Linked DNA regions of Homo sapiens: region 2 is linked to region 1. Evidence: chromatin contacts called from ENCODE Hi-C or POLR2A ChIA-PET data. All regions are on one chromosome and are shown on one strand. The core of a region is the stretch at or near the end of the contact, and the rest is flanking DNA. Distances in the headings are between cores, read along the strand shown. Region 1 holds the start of CLDN3 (claudin 3). Region 2 has its middle 20 kb from the start of TMEM270.

Region 1 (5,492 bases), core at 9-2,508:
AGGCTGAACCTCCAAGGCCAAATCTGAAGGGCTCTGAGCTTGGTGAAGAAGGGGGAACGATCGTCCAGGTGTGACAGCCAGGGCTTTGAGTGTAGCATTTCTGACTTCCCAACCTTTTTTTTTTTTTTTTTTTTTTTTTTTAAACAGGGTCTGCTCTGATGCCCAGGCTGGAGTGCAGTGGTGCGATCATAGCTCACTGCAGCCTCGAACTCCTGGGCTCAAGTAATTTCCTGCCTGAGCCTCCGGAGTAGTTGGGACTATAGGCACACGCCACCACACCTGGCTAGTTTTTTAATTTTTTGTAGAGACGGGGTCTCACTATTTTGCCCAGGCTGGTGTCGAACTCCTGGTCTCAAGCAATCCTCCCTTCTCAGCCTCCCAAAGTGCGAGGATTACAGGAGTCAGCCACCACGGTGCTCGGTCCTGCCCGATTTCCCACTTTTGCGGAGATCGAACCTCTTTCACCACCATTTCATTAAGGTGGGCCTCAGCCCTGACTCAGGCTCAAAGGGAGGGAGGACAGGGCTCGGAGAGGGGAGGGGACTCAATGGGAGGAGGGGGACTTCTGGGAGGGGAGAGCAGCTTAGCTAAAGGCATGCAGGCTCACGGCCAGCGATGGGAACTGGAGGGAGAGCTGGAGAGGAATTTGAGCTTAGTTAGGCTTAAGGGCATCTTTTGGGTACCTTTGCGCAGGCAGTCCCTGGCTTCTGGGCCCAGCAATTCCTGGGCTGGACAACCCCACCGCCCGGACTCAGGCTGAGCCTGTGCGACGTGTGTACGGGAGGGGCAGAGCAGCAGGTGCGCGGCTCCTGCAAACAGCCGCGGCCACGCCCACCCTGGTCCTCCCCGCCCCGCCGTTCCGGGGTAATTGGCAGCGCCCCCATCCCCACGCGGCACGTGCCAAAAGCGCCCAAAGTGGTGAGGAGAGAGAAGCCGTGTCAAATTCTTTGGGATTTGCACCCCAAGCCCCTGACGCATCCCGTCCTCGGTTTTGCCCCGGAGAATTCATTCCCGAGCAGAGAGGGACAAGGACCGAGGGGCGGGGGCTGGGTCAGGTCCCGCCCTTCCTTGGCAACCCCCCTACCCCGGCGTTGTGGGCCGCGCAGGGCCAAGTCCTTCCTCCCAGGACGCTCGGTGAAGGTGGGAGGCAGGGGCCACGTCACTGTCCTTAGGCCCTGGAGAGCGCGGCTCCGCCCCTACCGCCCCCACCGGAGCGCTGGGCACTTAGCTAAGACGCACCGGCCCCAGCCCAGGGCCAGCCCAGTCGCCGCCGCCCGCCCACAAAGCCACAGGCAGGTGCAGGCGCAGCCGCGGCGAGAGCGTATGGAGCCGAGCCGTTAGCGCGCGCCGTCGGTGAGTCAGTCCGTCCGTCCGTCCGTCCGTCGGGGCGCCGCAGCTCCCGCCAGGCCCAGCGGCCCCGGCCCCTCGTCTCCCCGCACCCGGAGCCACCCGGTGGAGCGGGCCTTGCCGCGGCAGCCATGTCCATGGGCCTGGAGATCACGGGCACCGCGCTGGCCGTGCTGGGCTGGCTGGGCACCATCGTGTGCTGCGCGTTGCCCATGTGGCGCGTGTCGGCCTTCATCGGCAGCAACATCATCACGTCGCAGAACATCTGGGAGGGCCTGTGGATGAACTGCGTGGTGCAGAGCACCGGCCAGATGCAGTGCAAGGTGTACGACTCGCTGCTGGCACTGCCACAGGACCTTCAGGCGGCCCGCGCCCTCATCGTGGTGGCCATCCTGCTGGCCGCCTTCGGGCTGCTAGTGGCGCTGGTGGGCGCCCAGTGCACCAACTGCGTGCAGGACGACACGGCCAAGGCCAAGATCACCATCGTGGCAGGCGTGCTGTTCCTTCTCGCCGCCCTGCTCACCCTCGTGCCGGTGTCCTGGTCGGCCAACACCATTATCCGGGACTTCTACAACCCCGTGGTGCCCGAGGCGCAGAAGCGCGAGATGGGCGCGGGCCTGTACGTGGGCTGGGCGGCCGCGGCGCTGCAGCTGCTGGGGGGCGCGCTGCTCTGCTGCTCGTGTCCCCCACGCGAGAAGAAGTACACGGCCACCAAGGTCGTCTACTCCGCGCCGCGCTCCACCGGCCCGGGAGCCAGCCTGGGCACAGGCTACGACCGCAAGGACTACGTCTAAGGGACAGACGCAGGGAGACCCCACCACCACCACCACCACCAACACCACCACCACCACCGCGAGCTGGAGCGCGCACCAGGCCATCCAGCGTGCAGCCTTGCCTCGGAGGCCAGCCCACCCCCAGAAGCCAGGAAGCCCCCGCGCTGGACTGGGGCAGCTTCCCCAGCAGCCACGGCTTTGCGGGCCGGGCAGTCGACTTCGGGGCCCAGGGACCAACCTGCATGGACTGTGAAACCTCACCCTTCTGGAGCACGGGGCCTGGGTGACCGCCAATACTTGACCACCCCGTCGAGCCCCATCGGGCCGCTGCCCCCATGCTCGCGCTGGGCAGGGACCGGCAGCCCTGGAAGGGGCACTTGATATTTTTCAATAAAAGCCTTTCGTTTTGCACTCGCTGGAGCCTCCTTGTTCCCAGCGCCTCCACCTCCCTGCAGAGCTCCCCCTCGGGGCGGCCTTGGCTGGATCTCGCTCTCCCGGATGGAGCTTAGAGGGAAGATGGGGTTGTAAGCTGAGCTTGGTGATGGCGGGGTGGTCACTTGCCCACTCCCTGGGGATTCGGAAGACAGCCTGTGAGGCCAAAGCCAGCGCCCAATCTAGGAAGCAGGCATGAGCACTTTCCGCACGCCATGGCTGGGGATGGGAGGGGAAGGTGGCAGAGATGTGCCCCTGGGTCTGTGCTGGGAGCCCGGACCCCGCACAATACCCGACACATTCGGAATCTCCCGTGCGCCTTGTGAAAGAGCGCATTCCGTACTGCCATTTCCTATTGGAAAAACGAAAACAAAAAGACCTATTGTTTGGATAAAACACGCCACCAAAAGTAAAACCGGGCCAAATCTTCTCACCTGGGGGAGAGATGAGAAAGGGTCCCCATCTCCTTCCTGGGACCCTCAAGGGAGGGAAAGAGGGAGGACTTAGAAGGGGTATCTCAGAGGGGCTTGAGGCCGGGTCTCACTGGCTCACTCCTAGAGGACGAGGTGGGAGGCTCGCTTGAGCCCAGGAGTTCGAGACCAACCTGGGCTACATAGCAAGACCCTATCTCTACCAAAAAAAAAAAAAATTAACTGGGTATGATGGCATACACCTGTGGTCCCAGCTACTCAGGAGGCTGAAGCAGGAGGATGGCTTGAGCCCAGGAGGTAAAGGCTACCGTGAGCTATGATTGTGCCACTGCACTCCAGCTGGGGCAACAGAGTGAGACCCTGTCTCAAAAACAACAACGACAAAACACACACACACACACACACACACACACACACACACACACCCCAGAGGAGTGGTTAAGGTGAACAGTGTGGAGAGGCACTGGTGCCTTGGAGAAAACACAGGAGATTCAGGCGGGAAAAGGGGCCTGAACCCAGGCACAGGGTGACTTGGTGGGGGCGAGAGATTCAAATGACTGGATGGAACATAAAGGGAGACAGGAAGTGTCAGTAAAGCCCAGGACTCCAGCAAGCAAAGGCCAAGTCATGGAGAGTCCGTATGTGGAATTACAAACTTTGAACCTTACTCTGGGTGTAGGGAGTCATGAAAGGGGAAGTACCTGGTCAGATGCTTTTAACCTCTCCAGCAGCCCCTGTGGAACTGGGATTCAAGGAGAAAGATAAAGGAGGGGAACCACCTAACAGGATATGCCGCCATCTTGGAGTGAAATGATGGTGGCCAGAAATTAGGCAGGGGCAGGGAGTGGGGGCAGAACCTGACAGGGGCTGTTAAAGTGGGCAGGACCCGGGAGCCATTTGGATGTGCAGGGTGAGAGAGGCGAGAATCTAGAAAAGAAGGCTGGAATCTGGGAGTTTCAACTTAGGTCACTGATTGGATAGTGGTATCATTTACCAAAATAGGAGACGGAAAGATGATGGGTTCCATTTTGAACGTATAGAGTTTGGTGAGGCCAGGGCATGGTGGCTCACGCCTGTAATCCCAGCACTTTGGGAGGCCAAGGCTGGAGAGTATCTTCAGCCTAGGAGTCCGAGACCAGCCTGGGTAGCATAGTGAGACCCCATCTCTACAAAAAAATTAAAAATTAGCTAGGTGTGGTGGTATATGCCTGTAATCCCAGCTACATGGGAGGCTGAGGTGGGAGGTTTACTTGAGCCCAGGAGATTGAGGCTGCAGCGAGTAGAGAATGCACCACTGCAATCCAGCCTGGGCGACAGAGTGAGATCTTGTCTCAAAAAATAAATAAATAAAAATAAAATAAATGTAGAGTTTGGCGAGTCTGGAGAACGTCCTGGCAGAGACGTCCAGGAAGTAGGATGACGTCTAGAGATCTCGTAAACCTGAAAGTCGTTGCATAGGGATGGCAACCGAAACCAGGGTCGGGGAAGAAGTCAGTCTAGAAACTCACAGAACAAAAAGAGTTTCAAGGAGGTGGGTGTGGGCAACAGTGTCTGAGGTTGCAGGAGTGGTCAGGCAAGATGAGACCTGAGGAATAGCCACGGAATTCACAGTAGCCAGGTGGTCATTGGTGGCCTTAGCAAGAGGTGTGGAAACGGAAACACTAGATGGAAAAGGGAGTGGGAGGCGAGAGTTGAAACCAGGAGCCGTAGACAATGCGTGCAAGAGATTTGCATAGAAAGGGAATTGTGGCTGGGAGCAGTGGCTCACGCTTGTAACCCCAGCACTTTGGGAGGCCGAGGCGTGGCAGGGGTTGGGGTGAGGGGGATAGCTTGAGCCCAGGAGTTCAAGACAAGCCTGGCCAACATGGTGAAACCCCAACTCTACTAAAAATACAAAAATTAGCCAGGCATGGTGGTGGGCACTGTAGTCCCAGTACTTTGGGAGGATCACTTGAGGTCAGGAGTTCGAGACCAGCCTGGTCAACATGGTGAAACCCCATCTCTACCAAAAATATTAAAAATTAGCCGGGTGTGGTGGCACACGCCTGTAATCCCAGCTACTTGGGAGGCTGAGACAGGAGAATTGCTTGAACCCAGGAGGCAGAGGTTGCAGCAAGCCGAGATCGCACCACTGCACTCTAGCCTAGGTGACAGAGACAGACTCTGTCTTAAAAAAAAAAAAAAAAAAAAAAAAAAGTAGGGGGGTATTGTGGCTGGGGGCAGTGGCTCACGCTTGTAATCCCTGCACTTTGGGAGGCCAAGACGGGAGGATCACCTGATGTCAGGAGTTCAAGACCAGCCCTGCCAACATGATGAACTGGTTGCAGTGAGCTGACATCTCACCGCTGCACTCCAGCCTGGGCAGCAGAGCGAGACTCTGTCTCAAAAAAAAAGAAAAGAAAGGGACTTGTAGGTCGAGCCAGCAACTTGAAGGGAAACGAGGGTTGCACATGTATTTGGGCACTGGGGAGACTTGAAATTTTTTTTTTTTTTAGACAGAGTCTCACTC
Region 2 (5,011 bases), core at 2,512-5,011, 110 kb before region 1:
GATCAGGCTGAACCTCAGGGGCTGGGACAGAGCTGAGCCCAGCAGTGGCGTCCCGGGACTTCTGCTGCAAGGAGGGGACCAGAAGCTGCAGGGTGAGAACCCAGCATGGTCTGAATCTTGTGAACTCATCCCTGAATCTGGCCTTTTTTTTTTTTTTTTTTTTTTTTTTGAGATAGAGTCTCACTCTGTTGCCCAGGCTGGAGTGCAGTGGTGTGATCTTGGCTCACTGCAACCTCCACCTCCCAGGTTCAAGCGATTCTCCTGCCTCAGCCTCCTGAGTAGCTGGGACTACAGGCGCACGCCACCATGCTTGGCTAATTTTTGTATTTTTAGTAGAGACAGGGTTTCACCATGTTGGCCAGGATGGTCTCGATTTCTTGACATCATGATCCACCAGTCTCAGCCTCCCAAAGTGCTGGGATTACAGGCGTGAGCCACGGCACCTGGCTTGAATCTGGCCTTTGAATCAGATCCCTCCTGAAGCTGGCATTGCCCTTTCCAGAACTTCAGAGCAACGTGATGCCTAAAGTCCTCTTGGCTTTCCCAGCTGCCTGGGTCTTGCCCAGTCTTGGCCACAGGTGACTTAATTGTGGCTTCTGTCTCCGGGACAGATTAGGGAGATGCACATAGTCTGTCTTAACCTCCTTGGTTTTTGTTTGGTTTTGTTTTTGTTTTTCTTTGAGACGGAGTCTTGCTTTGTCGCCCAGGCTGGAGTGCAGTGGTGCGATCTTGGCTCACTGCAATCTCCACCTCCCAGGTTCAAGCGATTCTCCTGCCTCAGCCTCTGGAGTAGCTGGGATTACAGGTGCCCACCACCTGGCTAATTTTTGTATTTTTGGTAGAGACGGGGTTTCTCCATGTTGGCCAGGCTGATCTCGAACTCTTGGCCTCAAGTGATCTGCCAACCTTGGCCTCCCAAAGTGCTGGGATTATGGGCTTGAGCCACCGCATCCAGCCTCAACCCCCTTATTTTGTCCACCTGCCGGCTCATCTCCCTTCAGGGCCAAGGAAGAGAAGACGAAAGAGTGTGGCCGGATCTCCACGCTTGCACGACACCAGGAAACCTCATGTGGCCAGCTCCAGCCCATATTGAAAGGGGTTTCACTCAACATAAAAAGAGAAGCATCTTCACTCACAGCTGTCACCTCTGCAGGGTTATTTGACATTTCAGGTCCAGTAACTCCCGAGATATCCTCTCGACCTGTGTGGCCCAGAAGATGTCCTGAAAAAGAGCCCATGGGGAGAAATGACTTTGGTGTCACATGGGTCCAGGAAACACTGTGCACCAGGGTCCCTTCTTAGAAGGTCAAAGCTCCTATTTTATGTATGTCTGTGTGTATTTATTTATTTATTTAGAGACAGAGTCTCTGTCACCCAAGCTGGAATGCAGTGGCATGATCTCAGCTCACTGCAACCTCCGCCTCCCGGGTTCAAGCAATTTTCTCTTAGCCTGCTGGGTAGCTGGGATTACAGACACCCACCACCATGCCCAGCTTATTTTTGTATTTTAAAGCCCCTATGAACAATTCAAGATAGCCAGGCCTGGTGGCATGCACCTGTAGTCCCAGCTACTCTGAAGGCTGAGACAGGAGGATCGCTTGAGCCCAGGAATTCCAGGCTGCAGTGAGTTATAATTCCACCATTCAGTCCAGCCTGGGTGACAGAGTAAGACCCTGTCTCTAAAAAATAAATAAAAATTAAAAATTAAAAAAATTCAAGGCTCTGATAAGTCCTGCAAGATAATAGCCTGTCTGACTTTGTGTTTCCTAGGCTTCTTGGATCCAGAAGCTTTTCCCCCTCCCAAAGTAATAGTCAATGGAGCATCACTTGGGAAACACATCCAAAATGCAGAGGGCATCCTTCCAGAGTTCCGAGAAGGAAAAACAGGAGTTGGAGAAGCATCTTGCTAAAGAGGCATAGAAGGCAGGGGATACTGGAGATCCACGAAGGCTCAGCCTCTCTCAACCTCCAGGATCCCCCATCTCCAGAGCCACTGTCCCCAGAAAAGGTGTCATTGAGCAGAAACCTCAGAGGAGGGGAAAGATTCCTTAGCTGTCTAAGAGACAGCCTCAGGTAGGCTGGTGCGCCCAGCCAGCAAGGGAATGAGAGGCATCTCCCAGCATGCCCTGGGGAAGGTACAGCCTGGTCCTCTGGTTGGACTTGAATTCTCAGACCAGCTCATGTCTGTCTACACCTGACTCCCCAACTCTGCACAGTAGGACATATGACATCTGTCCCCCACCCCCCTCCCCTGATTCTGTCCTCTCCTAGGTCTTCTGCATCTGCCTAGGGTGTGAGATGACCTCCTAACCCCCCACCTTGGGGCTTGGAGGCTCCTGTCTTCTTTGGAGTGGAGGAGAGAGAAAAAACTCCTGCCTCAGCTCCCTCCCACCTGCGTAGACTCTTGGCTGCCTTCTGAAGCCAGACAATACAGGGAAATGTTTGCGCCCAAACAACTTTGCTGCATCAGGAACTGCTTGACCCTGCCCAGGAAAGTAAACTCCTAGAGCTCCACCCTTTTGCTCCCTCGGTCTGCAAACCAGGGATCAAAGCTGGAGGGGCAGCCCAGCAAGGGGTTATCAGAGCCAAAGGGGTCACAGGTGTCCCAAGGTGGGCAAGAGGGGAGAGCTCAGGGGTCGCCTCTCTCTAGGGACCCGGGCTTGCCTTCCTGGCTAATTCAGAAAAGGAGTTCTCTCCTTGACAGTGAAATATGCAAAAGCCAGATTGCCAGTATTTTTCTGGAGAGCTGTGGCTCTGAATTTAATCTGGTCTAAAGATAATGAAAACAGCACTTTGACTTGATTTGAAAAATGTATTAATTCATTCCACAAGCATTTGCTGCGCTTGGGTTCTGTGCCAAGCCTAGCGTTGGGCACTGGAGATCCAGTGTGGATCAGCTAAACGCTGCCCCGGAGAGACCCACGGTCTAATGGGGGAGAGAGACACACAAATGGAATCGGAGGGCAGGCGGCTCTGCTTGGTCCCCAGCTGAAGTTCCCCCTGGGAAATGCCAACCTTGGCTAAACTAAAGGCTCAGGAGATTGGCACACACATAGCTGGGACAGGTTAGGGGGCCTGTCACTAAATGCACCTGCAGCCATCTGGCCGCCCTACCATGGAAACTATAGGATCAGTGCATAGTTTCAAAACCGGACGTCCTGTCCTCATATTCGATAAAGACTCCAATGCCCTCCAGGGTCCCCTCCCGGCAGCCCTTCCCTTCCTCTCCGATGGGAAGTCCCTTTGCCAACCTCAACACAGCCCTGAGGTGATGAACATCAGCTGTGAGCCAACATTGAGAAAAGCAACACGGGGCAAGAGAAGATCGGCTTCTCCTGGCTCATGGGCACAAACACATTCACAAATATGTGGACACTCCCAGAGGATGACCTCCGGGCATTCCAGTGCATCGACCTTTGGGACATGTCAGCTTCCCATTTCCAGCAGCGGGCTGTGGAGGGGAGGGAGAACCAGTGATCCAGTGACTGCCTCCCCTGTCCAGGCTCCCAACTCAACCCTAGTGGAGCTTGGACAGCAACTCATCCTGTCTTAGCCTTTGGGGACATCAAGCACGGGGTGGAAGGGGCCAGGAAGATGGAGAGCAGGAGGCCAGGGGCGGCTAAGGTCAAGACAGTCAGTCTGTTTGTCATGGCCCCTCACGCCCACCTCGCCCGCATGCCAGAGACTGTGTGTTTTCGTCTTTTTCTTGGAGGGGGAGGGATGCGGCTCAGAGCCTTGAGTGATGAGTTAAGTGACAATGAATTTGAACCACATGGAGCCCGGGCTTAAGGGGAAAGTGTTTTGGTGAAATGCAGCTGGGATTTCATCAGCCCCCACCCCCCAGACGGTACAAAAATAGTCCAGGCCAGGCAGGCTGTGACCCACAGGCCTGGCCCAATTTCGCCAACCCCTGTCCTGGAGAAAAGCTCGGAGTGGCCTCTTTCCCTCGATCTGGGTTTCGTAATCTGCCTCTTTGTTTTGGTCGCTGGTTTGTTGATGGGCTGGGTTTGTCTGGGAGAATTTGCTCCCTCTGGAAGAGAGGGTGAAGCCAGGAGACCCTCTCTTACTGTTTGTCACAAGTCTCCTTGGGGCGTCAGGGAGGGGCCAGAGCTGGGCTTGCTGGCCCCAGGCGGGGTAAGAGTGACATGGTCACGGCTTGGGACCAAGACCAGCTCGGGAAGCCCTGCAGCTTTGGGGATGTGGGTGGGTCATGGGCACTGGGGCAAGAGGTGGGCTTCACTCAAGCAAAAGCTGAAAGGTCTATCACCCTCTCAAAGCCAGCTCCACCCTTCAGAGGGGGAAACTGAGGCAGAGGCAGGGTGTGAGTGATCCCAGGCACTGGAGTCTGTTAACAGCATGGAGGAGGCATCCGGAAGTGTTTGTGGGTTGAGAAAATGACAAAAGCCCTTTGCCCCAGTCCCTCTCAGCTGAGCCCAGGAAGGAAAGGAAGGCAGGGCTGCCTGAAACCCCCACCCCAGGGCACACCCGGAAGGTGGACAGGCCCCACCTCCCTGAGCTTCTGTCATACATCATCTCCTTCCCTCCTTCCCCATATGTGAATGGTGGTAGCCACCTCCCTGGGTTGGGATGAGGGGAGGTGACCCTAATCGTGCCCTTGCAGGCTGGTGGCAGCAGGACCCACAGGGCGGCAGCTCCCAGAGGGAAAGAGATGCACATGCTGTGAGGCCAGGGGCTGCTGGGACGGGGAGCGAGCTTGGGGTAACAGGGCCATTGATTTGACAGTCGAAAGTCACATCATCCAGGCTGGGCACAGTGGCTCACGCCTGTAATCCCAGCATTTTGGGAGGCCAAGGTGGGCAGATCCCCTGAGGCCAGGATTTCGAGGCCAGCTTGGCCAACATGGCAAAACCGTCTCTACCAAAAATATGAAAAATTAGGCGGGCATGGTGGCGGCACCTGCAATCCCAGCTACTCTGGAGGCTGAGGCAGTAGAATTGCTTGAATCAGGGAGGCGGAGGCTGCAGTGAGCCGAGATCACGCCATTGCACTC

The links. A loop is a pair of places that touch in the nucleus more often than their neighbours do. ChIA-PET counts read pairs that join two places held with the same protein, here RNA polymerase II (POLR2A).
Region 2: a map of psoas muscle shows a loop between it and region 1 (8-fold over the local background). The contact joins the enhancer-like site here to the promoter of CLDN3 in region 1. A Hi-C loop is called at or near these places in 1 of 168 maps with a recorded cell type or tissue (psoas muscle). POLR2A ChIA-PET finds 5 or more read pairs at or near these places in 3 of 52 experiments (T-cell, WTC11 and activated T-cell).

What each region holds. Positions count from the first base shown.
Region 1 is chr7:73,766,036-73,771,527 of GRCh38, reverse strand. It overlaps CLDN3 (claudin 3), which reads left to right and starts at 1,258. Exons shown (of 1, transcript NM_001306.4): 1 at 1,258-2,531. The coding sequence starts at 1,479. The coding sequence ends at 2,141.
Region 2 is chr7:73,878,986-73,883,996 of GRCh38, reverse strand. No RefSeq gene overlaps it. Among named protein-coding and RNA genes, the nearest start is that of TMEM270, 20 kb to the right of the region's middle. Within about 2 kb of position 3,761, at least 11 of the 41 ENCODE cell types and tissues checked have a DNase peak (open chromatin) inside an H3K27ac peak, as active enhancers do.